Linked DNA regions of Homo sapiens: region 1 is linked to region 2. Evidence: read pairs that join two places in POLR2A ChIA-PET (ENCODE). Cell type or tissue: MCF 10A. All regions are shown on one strand. Each heading gives the region's core, and the rest is flanking DNA. Links, peaks and the distances in the headings are about the cores only.

Evidence for each region. Peaks named below come from ENCODE experiments on the same cell type or tissue, not always from the same donor. Only the 100,000 strongest peaks of a DNase experiment are listed, where the experiment ranks them.
Region 1: POLR2A ChIA-PET joins it to region 2 with 11 read pairs; 2 of 35 experiments call an interaction of 5 or more read pairs at or near these places.

The regions. Positions count from the first base shown.
Region 1 is chr10:117,797,833-117,809,981 of GRCh38, forward strand. No RefSeq gene overlaps it. Among named protein-coding and RNA genes, the nearest start is that of LINC02674, 69 kb to the left of the region's middle. In MCF 10A, for the core only: no CTCF peak of the experiment used is centred there; a DNase peak (open chromatin) is centred at 6,899.
Region 2 is chr10:117,671,258-117,683,406 of GRCh38, forward strand. It overlaps LOC124902555 (a long non-coding RNA gene), which reads right to left and starts at 7,070. Exons shown (of 2, transcript XR_007062384.1): 1 at 6,985-7,070; 2 at 5,807-6,058. In MCF 10A, for the core only: no CTCF peak of the experiment used is centred there; a DNase peak (open chromatin) is centred at 6,224.

The sequences.
Region 1 (12,149 bases), core at 1,973-9,972, 130 kb after region 2:
TGATTAACAGATGCTTAATTGGGCCATTTATCAAGAGCAGGACCTGCCCCCAAGTCAGTGGGCTAAGTAAATTATTACCCACCCTGCAGGTGTTGGACTGGCAGACCTATTACTCTTCTTGAAATGGTCTTCAGAAGACTTTATATGAAAAGATGATTTATTTCCACAAGGAATTCTATTGTGCTTGTATTTATCCAGAGCATGGCAGGGTTCTGCCCGGCCCCTCTTCCCTCGGGCACCAAAGAAGATTGTTGGCAGTTGGAGTCATGGAGTCCAAGAGGGTTAGAGCCTGAAGGAAACTTAGAAATCAACTCATACAATCTGGCCACTTTACAGAGGACAAAACTGAGGTATTAGCAGACTAAGTCAAATGACACAGCCAGTTAAGCAAAAGGGCAAAGGTATTTCCCTCCTGTTTTTGAAAACTGTAGTTTCTTTAGTTGATGTAATAGAATTCCTAAAAAGCAAGAATTTAATTCCAAATAAGATATTTTTTATACCTTAAAGCAGGGTTTCTCAACCTTGGCATTACTGACATTTTGAACTCTTTTTTTTTTTTTTTTTTTTTGTAAGACAGAGTCCCACTCTGTCACCCAGGCTGGAGTTTAGTGGCATGATCTTGGCTCACTGCAACCTCTGAATCCCTGGTTCAAGGGGTTCTCCTGCCTCAGCCTCCTAAGTAGCTGAGATTACAGGTGTGCACCACCATGCTCAGCTAAACTTTTTGGTATTTTTAGTAGAGATGGGGTTTCGCCATGTTGGCCAGTCTGGTCTCCAACTCCTGGCCTCAAGTGATCCACCCACCTCGGACTCCCATAGTGCTGGGATTACAGGCGTGAGCCACTGCACCTGGCCTTGGTTGTCATTTATTGTGGGGGGATTGTCCTGTGAATTGTGGGATTTTGAGAAACATCTCTGGCTTCTACCCACCAGATGCCAGCAGCACCCCCTCCTACAGTCATGACAATCACAAATGTCTCCTGGGAGGCAAACTTATCCCTGGTTGAGAACCACTGCTTTGAAGCATTACCGCAGTCATCATCATCATGACATTAATAATATGAATAATAGCAGTAAACATTTATTGAGTGCTAGAAATGACTGAATACTTAATATACATTCTCACATTCAGAATCCTCCCAATAACTCTATTATCTTGGATTACCATTACTCCATTTTACAGGTGAGGAAGTCTGTGCTTAGAGAGGTTAAGCTGTGCCTGAGTTCACATGGCAAGTACCACAGGTGTGGTGGAAACCCTGAAGCCCTTACCCATGCCACGAAATAAAGGATGAAGCTGCTGAATTTGAATTTGTTGTTAAGCAGTGAAACTGTACAATTTCATTTCCTATCATCTCCAGGAGTGAACTTATCTTTAAAAATCTGTTGGGATAAGAAGTCATCTTGTTCCCACTTTAAGAAAGGAAAAAGGGAAATGCTCCATGTGCCTTGCTGATGAGATGCACTTGTTTCTCTGTAGATTACAGAGTGGGCTCTTTCTCAAATCCAGAGGATGTGCAAGGCTAGGCCACATGGATAAATGCACTCAGGCTTGTAAGCACACAACAGAATTAGGAACATCTGAACAATATTTCTTTCACTGAGTAAATATCTCTTTTGCGGTGTCCAAAATTTCCAAAGGTGCTTATCCTGACCTTCTTCAATAGGCTAAGGCATATCGCTTCCCAGACCTTGAAGCTGTTTGATACCTGGGCTAATTCCCAGGGGGAAAGTGGCTAAGGCCACGACTCCTGAAGGTAGAGTGTTTGGGTTTCATGCCGGGAAATAAATTCAGTGTAAAACAGTGATGTGAGGCGAGACATACCATGTGGATATCTGTGATCGGTGTCCATGGTGTGTCCAGGCAGCTCTGGGGGTAACATTTTGAGGGTGAAATAGGAGTCTTTGCATGTTTACAAATGAAGCCCAGTTCCCCATCCCACCATAGGTTAATATCAGAGTTGCCCTACCTGTAGCTCTTGGTTCCATGGCCTGAATCCTTGACTAATCTTATTTTACTAGTTCTATTTCCCTTTCACTTTGATTTCTTCATGTACTTATTTTATGGGTATTGTATTGTGAACTCTGTGTGTGTGTGTGTGTGTGTGTGTGTGTGTGTGTGTGTGTGTGTATACATATACATCCTTTCCGCTCTTTAGAAAGGATTTGGCATGACTTACATACCGAATATAGATATATTTATATCTATATCGAACCCCAAGCAAACTCAGCATATATATATATGTGTGTGTGTGTGTGTATATATATATATATATATATATATATATGCACACATATGTCACTAAGCCAAGCCAAATCCTTTCTAAAGAGGCAGGGTATGAAAGTAGACACTGACAATATAGCAGCTGGAACAGACAGATCTCTTGATGGAGTTTTGGGGATTGGTAACCACTACACGTCCCTTCACTTTGTCCCCTGCCCCCCACCTCCCCCCCCCCCAGCATTTCCCAAGGCAACTGGGTGCTGTTGGCACCACTGGCAGAGCAAGTCCGGCCCCGTCTCCAAAACGTGGAGCCAGAGATGCACCCCTGCACAGCCGGGGCTGCTTTCCCACTGTCAGGGTTTGAGCTCAGACCTTTTATTTACTTCCTCCTACCTGTTTTGTGTTTTCCATTTCCAACAAGACTCTGTGTGGTCAAACAACACTGTGCATAAAAATGCTTTCCCAACAATGAAGCACTTTTCAAAACTCAGACTCTGCGTGTATTCTCAGCCTAATTATTTACTGTAATTTTTCTATCCACGCTAGTAAACTAAGAAGATGGGCAAAGGGAAGTGAGTTCTCAGATGGATTATAGTGGGTTCCAGGCTCAAAGACAAGGACAGGGAACACTGGCTGAATCCTAGCGAGAAAGAGAGAAAGAGAGAGAGAAAGGGAAAGAGAGAGAGCCCTTTCAAGACCATGGTCTCTTCTCTCTGCCCACAGTATGTTTTTGCCATTATGTGAGGACGATGGCCATTGGAGTGCCACAGCTATGTGTGGAGTGCACCCACAACTATCCCAACGACCTCATAGGATGTCCTTAACTCCTTATGGGAACATGAGGTGAAGAGAGATTAAGGGCCTGTTGAGGGTCGTTTGGCCAGCAAGTGACCAAGTTCAGATTTGAACCCCAAGCCGTCTGACCCTGAAGTCAGCATCTCTTCGTTATGTTAAGCTGCTCCATGAAGCCGCTGTGTGCAAGGCCCTGGCCCTAGTGCCATGGATTGGAGGGAAAGACATTCAGACAGGGTTTTTATGGGTGGCACATGTTTTCTTCCCCTGGTATCTGGGGGCTTTTGTGGGGACCGTCCTCTGTGGCCCTGCCTTGTAGCTGGCCACATGGTGAGCAGGGGTTTGCTCGATCCTCTTTCATGGGTGCTATTATATGCATTTATCTCTGCAGAGCAGGCCCCTCCTGGGTCTCTGGTCCGGCAGCCCACTGACTGGCCCTTGCAGCCCCACCTAAATACCTGCTGATGGGCTGTGGATTGATCGGGCCTCAGTTGTGAGGGTGTGGAGGGACTTGCTAAGCTGCTCCTGACAACTGCGGGGCTCGTTCCCTCTCTAGGCGCAGGCTGAAGTCACCGGCTCATAACACACCGCCCCACCCACCGGGAGAAGAGAGAGAGGCAATCATGTCAGAGCCTGAGATGTGAAAACTGCTTGTTTGCCACCCCACTTCCCCCCTGCTGCCCTTTCCTCTGGCCTCGCTGGATGTGACATTGGCTTTCATGGAAGGCAAGGCTACTCCAGTCGTCCACCTGCCTCACAGGATGATGACGATTATTCCCAAAGGCGGCAAATGTCAGAAAAGTTCCCCCTGAGGAAGGAGGAGAGGATTATATTTTAAGGAAATGTTTGTTGGCTTTGGCTGTTGTTAAAATCTGGCTTGAACATACACCCGAGTTTCCTGTGGGTAAAAGGTGTGGTGGTAGCTGAGGTGCCCTTGAGTTTGGGGCTGACACGTGGGCAGACAGAAAGCAGCCCCGTCCCTTCCTAGTGGTGGATGCTGCATATATCCTGGGCTTCAGGGTAGAACTGATGACTCAACCCAAACAACGTTGTTAACCCTTGCTTATTCACTACTTACCAAATCTCTGTGGAGTACCCATGATGCCTCAGGCCCTGGGAGAGCTGCGGAGATGAAAGGACCACTCGCTGCCTTCTTGACTTGTAAAGACTCCTGACCGTGAGTGGTGTGTACTCATCAAATATTCCCATAAATAAGCATTGGAGGAAAAACTGGGCCAAGGGCCACGAAGCAGAAGTCAAGGCTGCAGTGAGCACTGAATGGGCCCCCTATTTGAACCAGGCAGCCAGAGGCAGCTTCTCTGTGAAGGGTTTTTTGAGCTGAGCTCTGAAGGATTGAGGTGGAATTAAGTGCTGAAGGGAAAGGAGGAAATGCAGCTCATGTGGAGGGACAGGGACAGGAGCCATCACTTCATTTGAGGCAGTCAAGCAAACTAAATGTGGCCTAAGAAGGACTCCATACTTCCATATTTGAGTCCTTGCGTATGACCTGTAATCTAGCTTAATAATCAGATAAGGCCGGGTGCTGTGGCTCACGCCTCTAATCCCAGCACTTTGGGAGGCCGAGGCGGGCAGATCACCTGAGGTCAGGCGTTCAAGACCAGCCTGGACAACATGGTGAAACCCCGTGTCTACTAAAAATACAAAAAATTAGCGAGATGTGGTGGCGTGGGCACCTGAAGTCCCAGCTACTTAGGAGGTTGAGGCAGGTGGATTGCCTGAACCTGGGAGGTGGAGCTTTCAGTGAGCCAAGATCACTCCACCACACTCCAGCATGGGTGACAGATTGAGACTCCATCTCTAAAAAAAAAAAAAAAAAAAAAAAAAAAAAAAGACAAAATTGAAAACCTAACTTAGGAGTATGCACCTGTAACAATAACTGAGTTGGCCAATCCCAGCGGCCATATTTCAACCACTCATAGACTGCTAGGTGTTCAAACTGTTCAAATAAGGCAAATGCCGAGCTGTAACCAATCCAGCCGTTCTGTACCTCACTTCCAATTTCTGTACGTCATTTCCCTTTTTGTGTCTATAAATCTTCTTCCACCACGTGGCTGCACTGGAGTCTCTGTGAATCTACTATGACTCTGGGGGCTGCCTGATTTGCAAATTGTTCATTGCTCAATTAAACTCCTCTACATTTAATTTGGCTGAAGTTTTTCTTTTACCAGAAGATTTGGGAGAAGGGAGAAGGTGAGGGCAAAGTCCCCCAGCATGAGGCAGATAGAACATTCCAGAACTTGCCAAGATGGCAAAGGCTGGCTTTCCACAAAACTGTGAGGCGGCCTCTCCTCAGCATTCTCCACCGTGGCTGTCTGCTCCACCCTTTCTCTACCATCCCTGCTCTCAAGAAATGATTGCAGGCCCTTGGCTTAAATTTAGAAAAAAAGTTCCTACTGTGTACCTGTGAGGGATAGAGATGAGTAAGATGTGGTCTCTGTCCTAGGATGCTCACAGCCTCCTTAAACTGCCCCTCAGAACCGTCTGCATGACCCCTCAGAACCGTCTGCATGACCGTCTGTAAGGCCCACAAGGGGAATTATGGGAATTCAAGGAAGACCCCCATGGGAGGCAAGGGGAGGTGGCTTTCTGCAGATGGGGGCCTGGGGATAGGCTAAGGGAACCACCTGGGACAGGCAGTCCCCTGCCCCTTTCCAAAGAGCCTTGTCTTTCAAGCTAGATGTCTGGCAGGGGGAAAAAAGGAATTTTAGGAAGCAGGGAAGAGAAGGCTTTTGGAAGGCCAGGGTCCTTCAGGTGGAAGAAGAGCCTGTGCTCTTTGTAAACAGAGAACCCTATTCCCTCTGGTTAGGTATTTTCCTCCCCCCCTCCTGGGAGACCTGCACTGTGCTTTGAGGAAACCTGTCAGTACAGGACTCAGCCTTTTGGTGGACAAAACCAGAATGGATCCCTAGGTCTGGTCTCTAAAGACCTTTTGAAGTAAGTGGGACAAAAATGTCACCAAAGTGCCCATTGCTTCCTTCTAATGTCTTTGAAATGCTTCTCAAATCTCCTTCTTTGGCCTTTAAGGCAGACAGCCCTGCCAGTCACTCAGTCTGCCTATGCCTCAGTTGCCTTCTCTTACAACAAATCCACTAATCCTCCCCCCCCATTGTATGTTGTGGGAGCGAGGATCCCACGCAATCATACATGTGAATGTAATCATAATCCCACCAGCGAGTGTTTATTGAGAAGCAGCTGATGCAGAGACAGGGACCCTCTCGACAGCCCTACAGTCGAGTTCTCTTATCCTCCTGCTCTTCCAGATGAGGAAACCAAAGTTAGAGATTAGTCCCTCGACAAGTCACACAGCTCATATCGGTGACTTTGCAGAGCCTGCCCCCTTAGGCTCTGTGCTATCCTAGGTTGTATTTCCAGCTGTTATTCTAGTGCTGTGAGTTTTTGCTCATGCGTGGTGTGTCCGGGAAATTGATTGCTCCAGTCACTGGGGGCATTCTAAGAAGAGTTCCTAAACCCCACCCCTCCCCCGATCCCCAGGCCTCCTAGGTTCCATTTTACAGATGGGAAGGACATCACTGAGGGCAGGGGTGCAGAGAGAAGAGGGTAAACGAATTACTCCAGCCCCAGAAGGAGTGCTGGCAGCTTGGAATAGTTGCAGCGCAGACCGGGTTTCCACTCGGCTGCCTCAGCCACACTCCTAGAGCCCGGCTGATAATTGCTCATTATGTGCTTAATCTGGGCACAGCCGGGCCTGGCAGCAGAATTGCATCACATCAAAGAGAGCTCTTCAAAGCAGCAGAAAGCTGGCCCCTGGGGTAATTAGCAGAGGGCCTATTCTTTGCTGCTTGGGACAGTTGGAAGGTTTCGGGCAAGGTCCAAATTGCATGAAGCGAAGCTCTGAGTCGTCAATTCTCTGGTGAACTCAGACAGGCAAGGCTGATGACTCAAATCATGCCGTTTATTTATTTCTTCTTTTATAAACTGCTGAGACATTTTTTTTTTTCTGCCAGCCTGGCCCAGATGCCCTGATCAACTGATTGTCCTCTGCCTCCTGGAACACCATGTACCCTCTCTCTAGGCCGCCGTGTTCTAGGAGGAACCGAAAGAAAATATATTCACGCACATACACACATCACCACCATGACTCAAGAAGAAAACCTGGAAGAAGATGACAGAACCTTGCTTGTGCATAGAGGTGCTCTGAATCACATCACCATGACTCAGTTTCCCCAGTTACCTGAGCTGAGGGGCCCCAGGTGGCAGTCCTAGCTTGGGGAGTGTTGGTTCATCCATCAAAGTGGAACTTAAGGGGCAACAGGCCAGGTACAAGCCCTCTGAGAAAATCAAAGAACGTGACTGATTGCTTGGCATGACCTTCCTTCTCCCTCGCCCGGCTGGAGGGAGAGGCAAGATGATGTTATGTCTCTAATCCCATTTGCAGTCCTCTTTCGCACAGCCAGGTATCCCACTGGCATGGCGTGGAAGTGCAGAAAGTGCTAAGAGACGTTATAATGGAGTTTGGTACCTCTTTTTGATGGCCTGTGGGGCACTCAGGCTGACAGCCTGAGTGAGTTTGACATACGAGATGAACAGTGCTGAACTGGCCAGCGGTGTTCCAGAAAGCCACGGCAAGTCTGCGGCCGGGTGAACACTGATTCCAGGACTGCTTGGTGCAGACGGATGTGGATGGTTTTTCAGCCCGGCTTTAATAAATGGCAAAGTTTTCACTTGCTTGGAAGTTTGGATGAGAATTACTCTTACCCATCTCTTAGCCATATTTTAAAAATGGGCATCTTAAATAATGAGGTTATTGGAGTGGCAGCATTTCCCTGAGCCAGTGAGAGAGATGTTCTCAGATGTGGAACAAAACCCACCAGACTGGGGAGTTGAGTGGGGGCCATGGTAAACAGGGTTTTTATTTCATGGAAATAATACCATGTACTTTATATTGGCTGATAACGCAGACTTTAACATTGCCTTCATGCATAATTTCTGAGCATGGAATTTTTGGTATCAGTTATTTTGTCAATAGTGGGAAACAAATGATTAAGCAGACACTTCAAGATTTGGTAGAGAGAGTGGCCGTTATTATTCCCCAAAGAGGGGCCCTTGTGACCCCCAGGAACAGATCCAGACACAATTGCTTCTAGGATAATTAAAATTATCCAGAGCCAATATGGATTCGCTTCTAGGAAGCACTTTCCCTGGTTTCAGGTTCTCTATCCCACACTCAGCTCTGCACTCATGTGTCCCTCCTACCTGGTGGATTCAGGAGCCCCATTCTGAAAATGGAAGCCTTTAAATTTGCCTTACAAAGCACCTGCAGCCCTGGCTAATCCTCAGATGTGAATATACTATGCACCTGCTCATATTCCCTTGGTATTTGTGTTAACGCTATGGGAAATCATATAGAGTGCTTCTGGGAGTGGCATGGCATCGTGGAAAGAGAGGTATGACTGGGGTTCAAGCCTGTCACTGACCAGCTGGCAGAACTTGGGCAGCTCAGCCCATTTCCTTATCTTTAGAATGGATATGGGGTGGGATACGTGACTGAGGCTGGTGTGAAGCCATCTGAATTGAGGCTGCCCCTTCCCCGGTGTTCCCATGGCTTCTGCCTCCTCCATTTGTGGGCACCGTCTACAAGACCTTTTCTTTCTCTTCAATTCACGTTCCCAGAGGGCAAGATCTGAGCCTAACTCTTTTCTGTGTCTCAGAGCAAAGTGCCTGGCACACAGCAGGTGCTCAGTAAATACTTAGCAAATAAATGAGTATCTATTTGCTCTACCTTGGAGAGTGGAGACATGCATAGAAGAATGGATACAGTCAGGACCGACTAAATAACTTATTGACCAAGTGCAACAGCAGAGCATTGAGAACGTGCAGGGCGCTTCTGAGCGCTGGGCTTTGTGTAGCTTCATGGGTCGCCCCTCCATCAACCCCACCCTGAGTCCACTGAACTCTGTGACTGAAGCATTTCCTAGGGCTGCTGTCACCAAGTCCATCACACATGGAGTGGCCTGAGCAACAGAAATGGATTGTCTCGCAGTTCTGCAGGCTGCAAGTCCAAGATGAAGGCATCAACAGGATTAGTTCCTTCGGAGGGCCTTGAGGGAGAATCTGCTGCAGGCCTCTCTTCTTGGCTTGTGGATGGACAGCCCCTGTCTCCTGTGTCTTCACACCATCTTCCCTTCTCTGCATAGCTATGTCCAAATACCCTCTTCTTAAAAGGACACTGGGCATGTTTGATTAGTGCCCACCCTAGTTACTTCATTTTAATTCAATTACCTTTTAAAAGATCCTATCTCCAAATAAGGTCACAGACTAAGGCATTGTGGGTTAGGACCTCAACATATGGATTTGAAGTGGGGGTGTACAGTTCAGCTCTTAACAGGCAGCATCAAACATAGACACTCCTAGCATTGTTATTCCAAATTTGTCTTCGACCACAGAGCTATGGGAAACATATAGTTTTTTATTATAAAAATACAATAAAGAAGTAAAGCTCACCATTCAACCCACCCCTCCACAGTTAACATTTGGATGCCTGTTGTTTGTTTAGCCTTGCTTCAACATGTGTGTGCCTTGATGGTACTACATGAGATTATGCCATTTATGATTTACTTTTTTTTCAGTTTAAGAACGTACCCCCCTCTCCTATCCCACTGTGTATTTTGAATCTCTCTTTAAAAAAAGTTCTAACAGAGGCCATATCATATTCCAAACGCATTCATGGTTCTCAAATGAAGTCACTTCCCAGTAACTTTTCTGCCTGGGTGGTCACACAGATGTGGCTACCTCTGGAGCTCACCTTGGGGCACTCCTCCAGACCATAGGGCCATGAGCCCACCCAGCCCTTGCCAGCCAAGGCATTTCTTGACATGCAGTTGGGTCAGCCATGTGAAGCAGAAGGGAGAGCTTGATGAATAGGATTCTGTCTTCAAGAAGGCGTTTCCATGTGTCCACAGTGGCTGAAAGCTGATTACTATGGATGCAACGGCTCAGCACTCATTTCTTAATATAGTTCCCTCAAGAAATAGCCATTTAATCCACCAAGTATTTTATCTCTTTTAGGGATATTTTCTTAATTGCAGAAGAATCTAAAAATACAATTGGCATACTTGGTATGTCCTGTGCCTTGTTTAGAAAGACCGGGAGAAAGAATGCAATTAAACTGTCAAAATGTAATTGTTGCTCATATTTAATTGAAAGTGGCTTATTCCCATTTACTGTTCATGGTTTTAGAGTTACAAGCAAAGAAAGTTGCCAGGATAACTGGTAGTTACAAAATGAAGACTGGAGGCTCTGAGTGCATGGTAGCAGCTGAGAAGCTGCTACTCTCAAATTAGTTTGCTTGAATAACACGATATGCTCCTCAATTTCCTAGATACCTGAAGCACAGAATTAGCCAGTTTGGGGCACAATGGGCCATTTTGATTTAAAAAATACACACTGAACTGGATAGTAACTCCATATCCCCCCAGAACAAGTGTGTGCGTGTGTGCGTGTGTGTGTATGTGTATGGGTTTCTGCTGTTTGTGTGGCTCTCTGCCTCTTTATAATTTAAGGATCTATCTAAACAGAATGAACACTCTCAGGCAGTTCTTTCTAAGTGAAAAGTCACCCATCCACACTGAATGGTTATCTAAGTGCCATTTATTCTGGAAATGAGTACTAAACACTGATTTGGTACATTGGGGAAGGTTCCCTGGAGCCAGAGACAGATGCAACACGGTGTTTCTCCTCAAGCAGCTCAGACACAAGTCAGGGAGACAAGCAAACAGATTGTTTTAACTGCATGTCATAAGTCCTGAGACAAAGGTAGGAGGTAATAGCTGTGTAGCCACCAAAGAGGGAAAAACACCCTAGACAGCTGCACAGATTTGCTAGGATGAGGCAGGAACCTGTAATTCAACTCAGTGAATCTTTGACTGCCTATCATGCTCAGAGCACACAGTCCAGGCCCAGCATCAGCACAGAGCTTCTGTAGTCGAAAGGTTCAGCAAATGAAGGAGGTAAAATGAGAAAAAGATGACTACTACACACACAAAACACATCAAAATGAGTAAAACATGGCCGTGGTGCCTGCCCTAAAAGGAGGTGGGGAGTGGAGATTAGCAAGTGGGAAGGAGGGCTAGATTCATTGATCAAGCCATTTCTTTTTTCATAGTTTTTTCCTTTTTATTTAAGAAAATATTGCATCCTAGAAGGACACAATATTACCTATGTGGTATTATTGCCCCAAATGCATAATCTGTGTCTAAGCATGAGGAAACATCAAACAAACCCAAAATGAGGGACGTTCTGCAAAATAACTGGCATATAATTTTCAAAAATGTCAAGATCAAGAAATGCAAAAAGTGTCAAGTTACTATTTCACATAAAAGGGAACTATGAATGTTGAATTTCTTGATTTGGATAAGTATATAATTCACATATTTAGGGGTAAAGAGGTGCAATGTCTCCAATTACTCTAAATGAGAGGAGGAAGGAGAAAATTACAGAGCACATGGGGTCTAACGTACTGAATTGATGAATCTCGGCACAGGGTTAGGGTTTATGGGTGTTTCTTGTACTATCTTAGCACCTTCTCTGCAAGTTTAAAATTACATTAAAATACAAAGTTAAAAAATACAGACTCATTTCAGTAATTTTGGAAAATTACTGCTTTAGAAAAGCACATGGCAGCTGATATGGTTTGGCTGTGTCCCCACCCAAATCTCATCTTGAATTGTAGCTCCCATAATCCCAACATGTTGTGGGAGGGGCCCAGTGAGAGGTAGTTGAATCATGGGGGTGGGTCTTTCCCTGTGCTGTTCTCGTGATGGTGAATAAGTCTCATGAGATCTGATGGTTTTATAAAAGGGAGTTTCCCTGCACACAGTCTCTTGCCTGCTGCCATGTAAAACATGACTTTGCTCCTCATTTGCCTTCTGCCATTATTGTGAGGCCTCCTCAGCCATGTGGAACTGTGAGTCCATTAAACCCCTTTTTCTTTATAAATTAGCCAGTCTCAGGTATGTCTTTATTAGCACCTTGAGAACAGACTAATACAGCAGCCAAAATAAAAGAAAATCACTTGTATTCTCACCCTTCAGAAACAACCATGGTGAACAATTGGTTTCCTCCCAGTCTTCTGTCTATGCATCTTTACATAGCT
Region 2 (12,149 bases), core at 1,536-9,535:
AGAAACTGAGGCTTTGAGACATGAATTGGTCTCAGGAGTGAATAGCAAGACCAGGATCTGAACTCAGGCACCCAACTCCAAAACCCCTCTCTCCCAGTTCACTCCACAGCCCCAGGCCAGTTCCCTAAAACCAGGTTGCAAAAAGCGCCTTTCAGCCCAATGACCTCATTTCTGCACAATCAATTCCTTGACCAGCTGATTTGCCAAATTCCTGAGGACCTTTCCCAAAATTTTTTCCCCCTCCTCCCCTATGTGAGACCCAGCCCTTGTCTCTGAAGGCAAATGGCTGCAGTCAATAGTCCTAGACCTAGAGACAGGAGCAGGAAGAAGAAACTCAAGCATCAAACCTTCCCTAAAAATTCTGCAGACCACTCTGTAGATCCTGGACAGTCCAGTGAGTTGGTGGGCTGAAGAACTGGTGATCTGATGACTCTGTTATAGTAGGAGGGGTCTATTCCAGACTGCCTGTCTCTCATGGCTGGCACAGCCCTGGGCAGCCTGGGCTGGAAGACTATTTTGGCAGTGGCAAGTGCAGAATGAGGGGAGGGCTCCTTATCTCCCAGGGCTGCTTGTCTGGGGTCCCAGTGGTTTTCCTGAGCCTGCTCCAGGAAGGTGACCTTTGCAGGAGGGAAAGGAGTTTGCTGGCCTCAGCCAGCACTGTCTCTGAGCAAAGCTTGTGAAGGCAGCCCTGAAAGGCTTGGACATTCAAAAGCAACCCCAGATCCAGAGCTTCATAAAGGATGGTGATGGGGGCATCAGCTACTGGGGCTAGGGGAGGGGAAGAAAGGCCCCGGGACTCCTCCAGCCCTTCCTTTGCCTGGCTCAGTCTAGGCCAGTCTCCTCTGGCCCTGCTTGGTAACTCTGGGTGTCTAGTTCCCTCATCCTTGGAGAAGACTGTGAGATAAAGACAAAATAAAATCTTACTAAAATGGACCAAAAGCTGTGGTGGATACCATAAAGTTTTTAATATATTCTATTATGTTTGATGACTTAAGTATGAATGAATGAAAAGTATAGGATTGCATTTTCTCTCAATTATACAGTTTTAAAACTGGGGAGAAGTGCTAGCCAATAGGTGTTTTTGGCTTTATCAGAACCCCAACAAGGAAATTGCTGGAGACATTCAACCTGACCCAGGCTCCCACCTGCTCGCTGAACCTCAGCCACTCTCTCCTTTCAGTTCTTCCTATGTGTTCCTCTGGGCACAGGGCCTTTGTATGAGCTGTTTACTCTGCCAGGGACACTCGTCACTCCTCTTGGTCTAGTTACTCCCATTCAAGCTCTGGATCTTGTCTCAGCCATTGCTTCTGTGGGGAAATCTGCCCTCATCTCTGGGAGGCAGGAAGGATAACAATGATCTCGCTCATATTTAGCTTCCCAGGGCCTGGCACAACATAGTTACTCCGGAAACATTCTCTTTGAATGAAGAAGAAAGAGTCGGTCTGCAGTTTGGGACACTTTTGTTGGAGGCCCAGAGTGTCAGGTTATGATTTCTGAGCTCTCCTGGCCCTAAACCAATTGGCTGTGTGATCTCCGAGATGCAGCTTCACCTCTCTGGGTCTTACCATCCCTGCCCAGTGGGGAGTGGACTTGACTCGAGGCTGCCTGTGGGGTGCTCCATCACATGTGCACAGCTGGGCTGTTTCCCGGTACCCACTGTGTCTGTGTCTACGGGTCATGGAAGCACCTTCATTTGAATTCCAAGTGCTTCCAGGCCAGCCAGGACAGGATCTGTTTCACATTGGAAGGGAGCTCTGGCCAGACAGGCGCCCCTAGGAGAGCTGTGCTTAACGGAGGTCACTTATGGGCCTTGGCCTATTGGCATCTGGGCTTGAGAAGGCTGCACCTACACTGGTGCCAGGAGTACAGGTCCCAAGCCTGCCATAGGCAGGGGCTTTCTCCAAGCAACCCCCACTCACTTGTCCATGGGAGGCAGGAGCCAGGGTGGTCAGGCTGACCTTCCAAAGTTGGGATGTGTCCACTTCCTGTTGGATCATCAGGCCGTTTAGCTGTGATGACCACCCATGGGAAGATCCAGAGGGACATGTGGACCAAAAGAGGGCAGAGCTTGTCTCTAGGGAGAGGGCAGGCTTTGTGAAAACTCCCCACCTTGGGGCTACCCCCAGGGGAGAAAGCAAGGTGCTCTCACTGCAAACCAGCCAGCTTCAGATCCAAGCCACACTCCGAGGCTGCCCTGTCTGTGGCTGTCTGCTCACACCCTTTCTCCCAAGCAAATGCCAGGCTTGTCAGAACGCTCATTTACATTTCATTAGGAGGTGTCAGGCTGGGTGTTAAGAACAGAGCTGTTCCAGGCCTGAATCTAGAGTTTTTGGGCCAGCACTAAGCACTGATTTGCCTCAACCCCCTTGGTGGATCTACCTACCCCTTCCTTCCCAAAACAGAGCCTAGAACCATCTGACCTAATAGATGAGTCTCCATCTACCTAGCCCTTTGCCCATTCTCAGCACAAACCTGAAAAGTAGGTATTATTGTCACCACTTGCAGATGAGAAAGCCAAGACCCAGGGAGGTCAAGTGACTCGTCCAAGGCCACACAGCTAGGAAATAGCAGAGCTGGTTTGCAAACGTGTCAGCCTGCCTCCAAAGTTCACGATTTTTCCATTTCTCCAAGCTGACTCCTGTCTATTCAGGTGAAGGGAGCTGCGGTGTGATGCTTACTTGCACCAAAGGTTTTTAGTGTGGACTCTCTAAAATGGGATGCAAGAGATAACAAGAATGAGAGCTCGAGAGACAGGCTGTGTGTGTGTGCATATGTGTGTGTGTGTGCATGAGTGCATGTTTAGGAGAAGGTCCCACAGCTTTCATCAACCTTTGTAATGCCCCAAAGGCCATGATTATCTGCCACTCCATCCTCTATAGATTTCCTTGGAGAAAATCACAGAACCCAGGCATGTAGTTTCTGTGTCCATTATGAGATACCATGTGAAATTCTCAAGGTGTTCACAGCTTAACTGAGCTACTATCTTGGAACACAAGTAAAGGGTAATATTGTTCTGCAGAACACAGAGACCTCTGCTTTCTATAAGGAAAATGTTACAGAGCTCATCTTATCGCCTGGCTCTTAGAGCATGAACGGTTTGAAAGCTTGTGGCGCAGACACGGCCTGTGGCTTATCTCAAAGACAGGGAACAGTGGGGCTCAGAGGAGAGTGGGAAAATCCTGTTTGTTTCTCTTTATTCCTGGGGACTTGCAGAGACCTAGCAGTGAGCTGGCTCTAAGAACAGAGGCCCGCCTCCCCGCCCATCCTCGAAAACTGATTCCTCCTCAGGTTCCTAACAATTGGTGTTTTATCACATTTCCACATGCAAAATGTGTGCCATTCTTCATTAGATTTTCAAGGCTCAGATTGATGAGGGCAAGGTAAGAGCCAGACACAAGGTATAAGAGACAAGGTTTAGTAATGAGTTTGAAATTTACAAAACACAGAAGCAAATATGGCTTCAATACACGACGTGACCCCTTATAAGGCTGGAAATTACTCTTCAAAAATCATTCTGGCCTGACTTCAGAGTCGAGTGGATGCTGGGATACCACAGATTGACTTTGAGAAGTGGGTTGGTATTGCAGGAATTTTTTAATTTCCTGTAACTCACAACAATTTTCTCCCAGTGAGACTTAGAGTCACTCCTGCGATGGTGCGCTGACCGCATTTGCTGAACAATCTGCTGCAAGAACCAGCTCAAGCAGAAAAGGAATATGTCAGGAGGAAGGGGACAAATGGGATTACCTTAATAAAAGTCATTAAAGGTTTTGAAAAGTATTTCCAGGTAAACGAGGGACCTGTTGCTTAAACAAATGTGTCCAGGTAAACGAGGGGCCTGCTACTTATGTATTTCAAAAAGTGAAATAAAAATGGCATCACTTACACTTCTGAACTGAAAAGAATTTGGGGAAAGCAGATTATTATGAATTATTTTTAATAGCTTCTTAATTAGCCCTTCAAACAGGTTTTTCAAAATCCCCAAAGGTGTCTAATTTGCATGACATGTTTTTACTTTTCTACGCATCTCATTAGCAGCACTTTGTTTTTTTAACCTAACAGCAAGATGGTATTACAACACTTTCAGAAGGTGGACCAAGAAAAGACAAGAAGAGAAAAAAGAAAAGAAAAGGAAAAAATCCTTAAATTATTGCTCCAAAAAAGTCCTGCGTTTCTTTTTCCATCTTCATGATGTCTTGCTATATTATCTCAGGGCACTCATTGGAGCTTATCTGTCTTTCAGAAATCACTAAACAAATCCGTCAGAGCAAAACCGTGGTGTGGAGGATGGTCTATTGGATGCGATCCACTGGGGCAAAGATTTATTAGGCGGACAACCCCTTCTTCTACCCAACAGCAAATCCATTACAATAATGGGCTTCGAACCCATCTGCAGGCAAACAGCGGGTCAGGAGGAGCCCGATGTGTGGACACTGAGCAATCTGAACATGGCTGCCTTTTACAATGTGTGAAGCCAGGCAGAAAAGCAGCACATTTGATTGAGAACAGAGGAGAGCGGCCAGAATCTGCCTTCCCTTTGCTCCCGCTTCCGGGGGGATTCATGGCGGGGGATCTGGAGGCGACACTTGGCAGCCAAGGGCGTGGGGCCAAATGGAGGGCCCGGAACTCAGAAAGAGAGGAGGGGGAGCTAATTAATGCTTTGTCCTGCCTGCCCTTCTCTCCTCCCTACCCCCAGCGGCCAACAACTACCACCACCATAATACTAAAGAGCAATATTATCTGGTGCTTACCATGTGCTAGTTCTTGTGCTAAGTGCTTTCCTGGAATTTTCTCCTCTTTATCCTGGCAGCAAAATAAACCCTATTTGTTAGCCCCATTTAACAGATAATAGCTATTTAATAGCTACTTGTATTGAGTACTTCTGTGTGGCAGGGCCTGTACTTTATTTGTATTAATTCAATTAATCACCACAACAGCCACTGGCATGGGTACTATTTTGGTCCCCATTTTACAAATGAGGAAAAGGAGGCAAAGAGACGTAACTTGACTTGGTCACACAACTGTGATCAGCAGAGATGGGATTTCAACCCAGGTTGTGGGACACCATCTGTTATCATCCCTCAAGGCCCATCCTAGTTGCCTCTTTCCTCCAGGAAGCCTTCTCTGACTTTCCCACAGATCTGCGTATCTCATTCTTCCTCAGCCATATTTCATTATTTGTGCAGTCCTCTGAAATGATAAACCCCTGGAGAGCAGGGGCCGTGGTCTCCCCATGACACACCTCCATATTCGCAGCATTACCCAGCCTGATGCCTGGCACATAGTAGGTACTCAAGACATAGTTGTTGAATGAAACATCTAATCAAAAAGCAGCTTTAGTTTTGAATCTGGGCATTGTTAGGAGACAAGGGCCTGATGTTGCTTATTACATTTCAAGGTGATTTTTTTTTTCTTTTTTTTTTTTTCTTACTCACTAATGGAAAATTCTCTTCTGAAGTCACACTCATTAGCACTCAGAGGCTGTTGTGGCAAAAGCTTTCTAAAATAGCCCCAAGTTTATTTGTGGGAGGGAAAGGAGCTAAGCCAGAGACAAAAGTATTAAGGCTTGGCATGCCGGAAAAGTTTGAAATGTGGGGGCTGGCTGCCTCTCACCTCGGTCCCGGGGCAAGGGTGGGAGATTGCCGGGCCCCAGAGGGGCTAGTTAGATTTTGTGTTTAGGGAGAGAGCAGCAAGGAGGGCTAAAAAGGAATGCACCAAAGCCACGTGGAAATGATGTGGTGTCGTTTTATCTTTTCGACAGACCTAGTTTCCAGCAACACGGAACTAATCAACAGTAGTAAACGTCTTGTAATTGGCACCTCTTTTATTATCAGACGCATAAATCAAGGAAGCTTCTCTCTCCAGTTGGAACAGGAGCTCAATAAAATTGGTGCAGTTCTCTGCTGTAGGGAAAGGGTTCTGTTTTTCTCCGGGCTCTCTTTGTTCGTGTTATATCATGACGTGCATTTTACATTCATGATCCCATTTTAACTCTTCCAACAACCTTTGCAGTAGATTTAATTCCCATTTTGCGGATGAAGAATCTGAGACTTAGCATCTGTCAAAAGAAACAAAACCACACAGTAAGCTGGGATTCGAATCCAGGACTTTCTGATGCAAGATCCCACAGACCTAATGACATTGCTGCTGCTGTCGGCCTGACTGTCCCGCCCTTTCAGAAAGAGCACACTGATCAGTGGGTGGAGCTTCTGGCTGCATCCTAAAGGTGTCGCAAGGTCCCCACCTAGCCTACCTACCGCGTGACTCACATGTTACTGCTAAAGGGATGCCTTGGGGTTAAAATACTGTCCACAGATGTTTTGGCTAAAAGACTCAATAATAGAAGTGCTCTGGTCTGGACTGAAAGATGATAGTTAGAAGCCGGAAAGAGGGGATAATAAAATCTACCTGATAGGATAATTGTGACAAGAAACTGAAACACTGAACGTAAGACTGTGGGATGGTGCCATCTCCTAATCACCATCATTATTCATAGCTCTGCAAGGCTGCTGTGGAGACGCTATGCAGTTTTCTCCTCCACTGCATTCAGCCAGGGTTGATTGGGGGCTTGCCCTGCGTGCGGCCACAGGTCCTCCTGCAGACACCACCCCACACACACTGTATCCTCCCAAGGAGAAAGAGTGGAAAGCCAGCCATACAGCAAATGCTCCCCAATTGCTTCTTCTTCTTGAAAACTTAGGTATGTGGACAGAGTCAAGGAAAGGCTAGATGTCGGGCCTCCAGGAGCAGTCAAGGGTGAGGGTGGAAGGCCCCGTCCTGCGTCTGTCTTGTGATGGCAGCTGGCTTGTGAGAGGGTCTTGTGGCCACAGTATTAGGCCTCTGCCTGGACCCTGCAGGCCAGTCTAGGAGCACTGCAAACACAGTGAGATGCCACTTTGGGATGTGTAAAGGTGACCCATGCTGACAGGAGAGGCTTCAAGGCCTTTCTGATTCAGGATGTAGGTAGACACTTCTAATGTTCACCTCTGTCTGATTCTTCCCTCCTTCTGCACACGAGCGGATTACATTTCCTGGGCCTCTGCTGTTTGATGAGCTGTGTGAGTCATTTTAGCCAATGGACTGTGGGTTGAAATGATGCATTTGTGTCTTCCCAGCTGAAACATTTGATTGCCTGTATGAGATACTATTCTTCCGCTGTTTCAGCAAAAACCCTGAATATTGTGTTGAGATGGTAGCCTAATAAAAAGATTCTAGAACATTCTGTAACATAACAGAACACCCCTCCCTCCCCACTGACCTGCCTTGGGCTTATACTCTGAGCAATACACTTACCTTTATTATTTGACATCATGAAGATTTGGGGTTGTTCAGGAAAGCCTCTTACCTTACTGATACTAACTGATAACATTTCCTCATTTTGGAATTCACCCGTTTCCCTCTATCACCTCCTGAGTGTCCATGGCTGGCTCTTCCTCTTCTTCCTCACTAAAGTTTAGAATGTCATCTTTCACATGCAGATGTCCTGACCATCCCATAAAATATCCCCTTCCATATGCTCTATCATGCCACCTCGCTGATCTCTTCCATTCGTGTATTGATTTGTTTCTATCTGTCTCTCACATCAGACTGTACATCCCATAAGGACAGAGACTGTGCTGTTTTATCCACTACCTTATATACCCAGCGCTTAGCACCATGCTTGAAAGAATGTCTCAGGTGAGGAAATCAGCTCAGAGAGAAGTGACTTGCTTGAAGCCACACAGCAGGCAGCCAAGGTGAGCCTGGCCCCTGGTTGCCACTCTCCCCAGGTGGATGCTCTTTAATGTCTCCGTTTAATCCCGGGCCAATGGTCAAGGTTTGGGAAAGATTTTCAATGCTGCTGTTGTCGTCAGGCCTTCGGGGAATAAGAAAGCCTGAGCCTTGGATTGGGAGGTACCTCGGAGGTAAGAGCAGGGTCCAAGAGCTGAGTCTTATCCGAGGCTCTATACCTGTGTGAGCTTGGGCAGCTCACATCACTTCTCTGAGGCTCAGTGTCCTCATTTGGGAAATGGGGAAAAATTAGACCTACCTCAGAGGCTTATTTGTGAAGACTAAATGAAATAATGTATATAAAAAGTTCAGCACCATACCTCATATCAAGGTTCGACAACGCCTGTAATCCTGGCACTTTGGGAGGCTGAGGCGGGTGGATCACCTGAGGTCAGGAGATCGAGACCAGCCTGGCCAACATGGTGAAACCCCATCTCTACTAAAAATATGAAAATTAGCCAGGATTGGTGGCACACGCCTGTAATTCCAGCTACTTGGGAGACTGAGGCAGGAGAATTGCTTGAACCCGGGAGGCAGAGGTTGCGGTGAGCCGAGATCGCGCCACTGCACTCCAGCCTGGGCAACAGCGCAAGACGCCATCTCAAAAAAAAAAAAAAAAAAAAGGTTTGGCAACCCTTGGTGGTTATTACTATTAGCAGTATGATTTTGTTGCAGAGTTAATACTCTCTTCTGAAGGAACTCTGAGGAGGAGGAATTTTGCCCACAGGTGGGTCCTCTATGGGGCCAGCCTCTGGGGAAATGGTGGCTTCGCAATCTGGAAGCCTCTGCTTCCCCACTTTTAAAAATGCTTCTTTCAATGCTTTCCCCAGCCCAGCAGAACTGCTTCTGCGAAAGGACTTGGCCCCAGGTGGAGAAATCCTACAAGGCAGCTCATCCCACATCCCTTCTTACAAATGAGACACTAAGGCCCAGAGAGGTTAGAGACTTGGCTAAGCTCACACAGCTCACTAGAGGGAGAGCCAGCTGTACCCTTGGTATTAATTGGAGCCACCGTGCCCCTTCTGCCCAGGCAATTCATCGTGTCTCAAGGCAGAAATACCACGTGTCCTACTACCAAGCAGTGGTTCTTGGCCCTGGATGATTTTTTCCTTCCAGGGGCTATTGGACAACATCTGGAACGTTTTTGGTTGTCACAATTGGAGGGTTGCTACTGGCATTTAGAGGACAGAGGCCAGGGATGCTGGTGAATGTCCTACAATGCTCAGGACAGCCCCCCTCAACAAGAAGTTATCTCACCCCAAATATCAATCGTGCCAAGCTTGAGAAATATCACACTAAAGGCTTTTCATAGATCAGAAGGGGAAATTAGTTTGGGGGTCAAGAAGCAACTGTTCCACTCCCCCTGGATGATACTACAGAATAATAACAGCAACTCACACCAAGAAATTGATTTTACAAACACCAGACGCTTTCATAAGCATAGTATTATTTAAGCCTCATGGTAACCCTGAAAAGGTAGGTGTGATTATTCCATTTTACAGATATGGAAATAGAGTATCTGAGAGTGGGTATGACCTGCCCAAGTCCACACAGGCATGAAGCAGACAGGAGCAGGGCTAGGAGCCAGATGTGTTCACTGCTGTGGCTTTGCGTTAGATACTCCAGCTTCTTCTCATGCTAGGACCGGGCCCTGAGTGAGACAGAGTGCCTGTGTTCTATGATGCTAGAGTCTGGGGAAGGAGGGACCCATGACCATTTAGAAAATAGATAACTTCCCAGCTACCTAAAATAAATTACTCAGTACATTCCACTTCACTGAGTCTCACTGATCAAAGTTAAGGATCATTAGGAAAAACAAATCCTGGGTCTTGGGAACCACTTCAGGGTGAGTGTGAAATTTTAACCTGGCTGGGGAGATTTGCAGTAGCAAGCTAGGGCTGGACTGCACACTTCTGATACCAGCTGACAGGTTTGTGGACTCAGGGAGAAGCAGCATCTGCTCAGAATAAAAAGGCAATATTGAGTTTCTCTTCCAGGAGTCAACAGCCTTCTTGCTTCCTGTTCCCAGTCACCTGCAGGGTGGTGGCTAGCTGGCTTCCCAGCATAACTAGAGATGGGATGCTAAGCTGCTACCTCTCCACTCTTGGTATTGGAGCTACCAGGCTGAGAAAGACCAGGGCTAGCTGGGGCTCCTTGTCCATGAGGCCTGCAGGAGCAAATGTTCAGTCTTATATCACCTCCCACTCCTTCATCCTCATGCTTGGCAAAATGCTTTCACATGCTTGCAAATTAACTTTCGATGTAACTATAACCAGTCCCTTTTCTTAGGATCATTGTGAATCGATTAATCATTTATTGAACACCTACCATGTGCTGCAGATTCAATGGTGAGTGAATCACACAGGCCCTGGAACTCATAGAGCTTATTATTTGAGATGTGTGGAGGCGGGGGTGGATATGTCATCAATACATCAGGTCAAAATGTGACACATCAACAATGACATCACAGGAGATTGATCTATTGGTGGTCAGGGCATCAGACATCAATGTCCCTGGAGGAAGGGACACTGGGCTGGCATTTAGTTTGTCAGGAGGAGTAACTTCTGCTCTTAGAACCTCCTTATTCCAACCTCTTCATTGAGGTTCTCAGTACACAGAACTGGGAGCCATTGGGTGGGATGAAGTGTCAAGAGGATGAGCTGAGAGTTCCTGTAATTTATCCTGGCAGCCTGGCTCAGAGTGAGGGCAGGTATGCCAATACCTGGTGCTGATGTTCATTTCATCTACCAGCCATTATGAATGGACTGAGCACCTATAGTGCTCCATGCACCACGCCAGGCCCTGGTGAGCTGCAGCTTTCACAGAGCTCCAGTGCAGCTGGGGAGGCAGACTCAAGGATGAGCTCAACACAGAAGTGGCATCGCCATCGCCTACACGGGCACTTTACTTGCTCTTAAATATTTGTGTAGGGTAGAAAGCACGCACATATATCAAGGAATGAAAGCATTAGAAGGACACTGGGGCCGGGCGCAGTGGTTCACACCTGTAATCCCAGCACTTCAGGAGGCCGAGGTGGGTGAATCACCCGAGGTCAGGAGTTCGAGACCAGCCTGGCCAACATGGTGAAACCCGGTCTCTACTAAAAATGCAAAAATTAGCTGGGCGTGGTGGCAGGCACCTGTAATCCCAGCTACTTGGGAGGCTGAGGCAGGAGAATTGCTTGAATCTGGGAGGTGGAGGTTGCAGTGAGCCGAGATCGTGCCACTGCACTCCAGCCTGGGTGACAAGACCAAACTCCATTTCAAAAAAAAAAAGGAGTCTGGCCAGGTAATGGGTAAATGCTGGTCTCTGATCCTGAATCACTCCACCCACCACATGGCCTAGTTACCTGTTCTCTAGTTCAGCTCAGAAGTTATCTCTTCAGGGAAGTTTCCAAGTCACCTGGCTCTAGCCCAGGCTCTCTGCCTGGCCTCATGGCACGTAATTACATACTTGTGTGATTACTGACTAATATCTGTCTCTCCCATTAATTTATGAAGTTCTCAAGAGCAGGGACCATATTTCTGTTTTGCATCCCCTGGGATGCCTGGCATATAGTAGGTATTCAGTAGATGTTTGTCAGATGAACAAATAATACACAGCCACTATTGTAGCAACCACAGTGAGAAAGCCATGAATGGTGCATCTTCCCCTCTCTTTCAAGGAACCATTCAATGCATTATCAGATTCCTCTTGCCTTTAGATCCCCTAAACATTCTGCAGGGCTGATTTGAACAACCCTGATCTCCAGATGAGAAAATCAGGGCTCACTCCACGCTCAGCACATCATTGGGGATGCTCATCTGGGCTGCTGCAGATATGACGTCCCCCTAGTTCATGGACTCTATACTTGGGCTGTACATTAGAATAATCAGAGGACTTTTGAGAACTACCCCTGCCTGGGGCCCACCCCCAGAGGTTCTTTCAGCTGCTGGGGGTGGACCCTGGCCTCGGTGTTGTTAAAATGCTCTCCAGCCAATTTCAACTTGCAGCTAGAGTGGAGAATACATATCTAGCCACAGTCAGAGAACCAGAGGGTGGAACCCCACCTGCATTCTACCCATGAAATACCAGGAGCCCAGAGAGAGGCAGAGCTCACTGAAGGTCACACAGCAAGTAGGAGGCCTGGCCTGGACTAGCAGCCAAGCTCTACAAGAGTGCCCAGGAGGCCATTCCCCTGTGTAGGAGAAGCAAACTTCTCCTGAATCCCCTCAACTCCTCCACCCCAGAGCAGGATGCCTTTCAGACAGAGAGAAGGGGGCTGCTTCTCAGGCTGAGCCTCAGAGCCCCTGAACCCAGTCTGATGGAGGGGCTGTGTGCAGTGAGTGGGCCAGGACCAGGGGCAGCCAGTGCTCCCCGTGGGCTCACAGAAACCCATC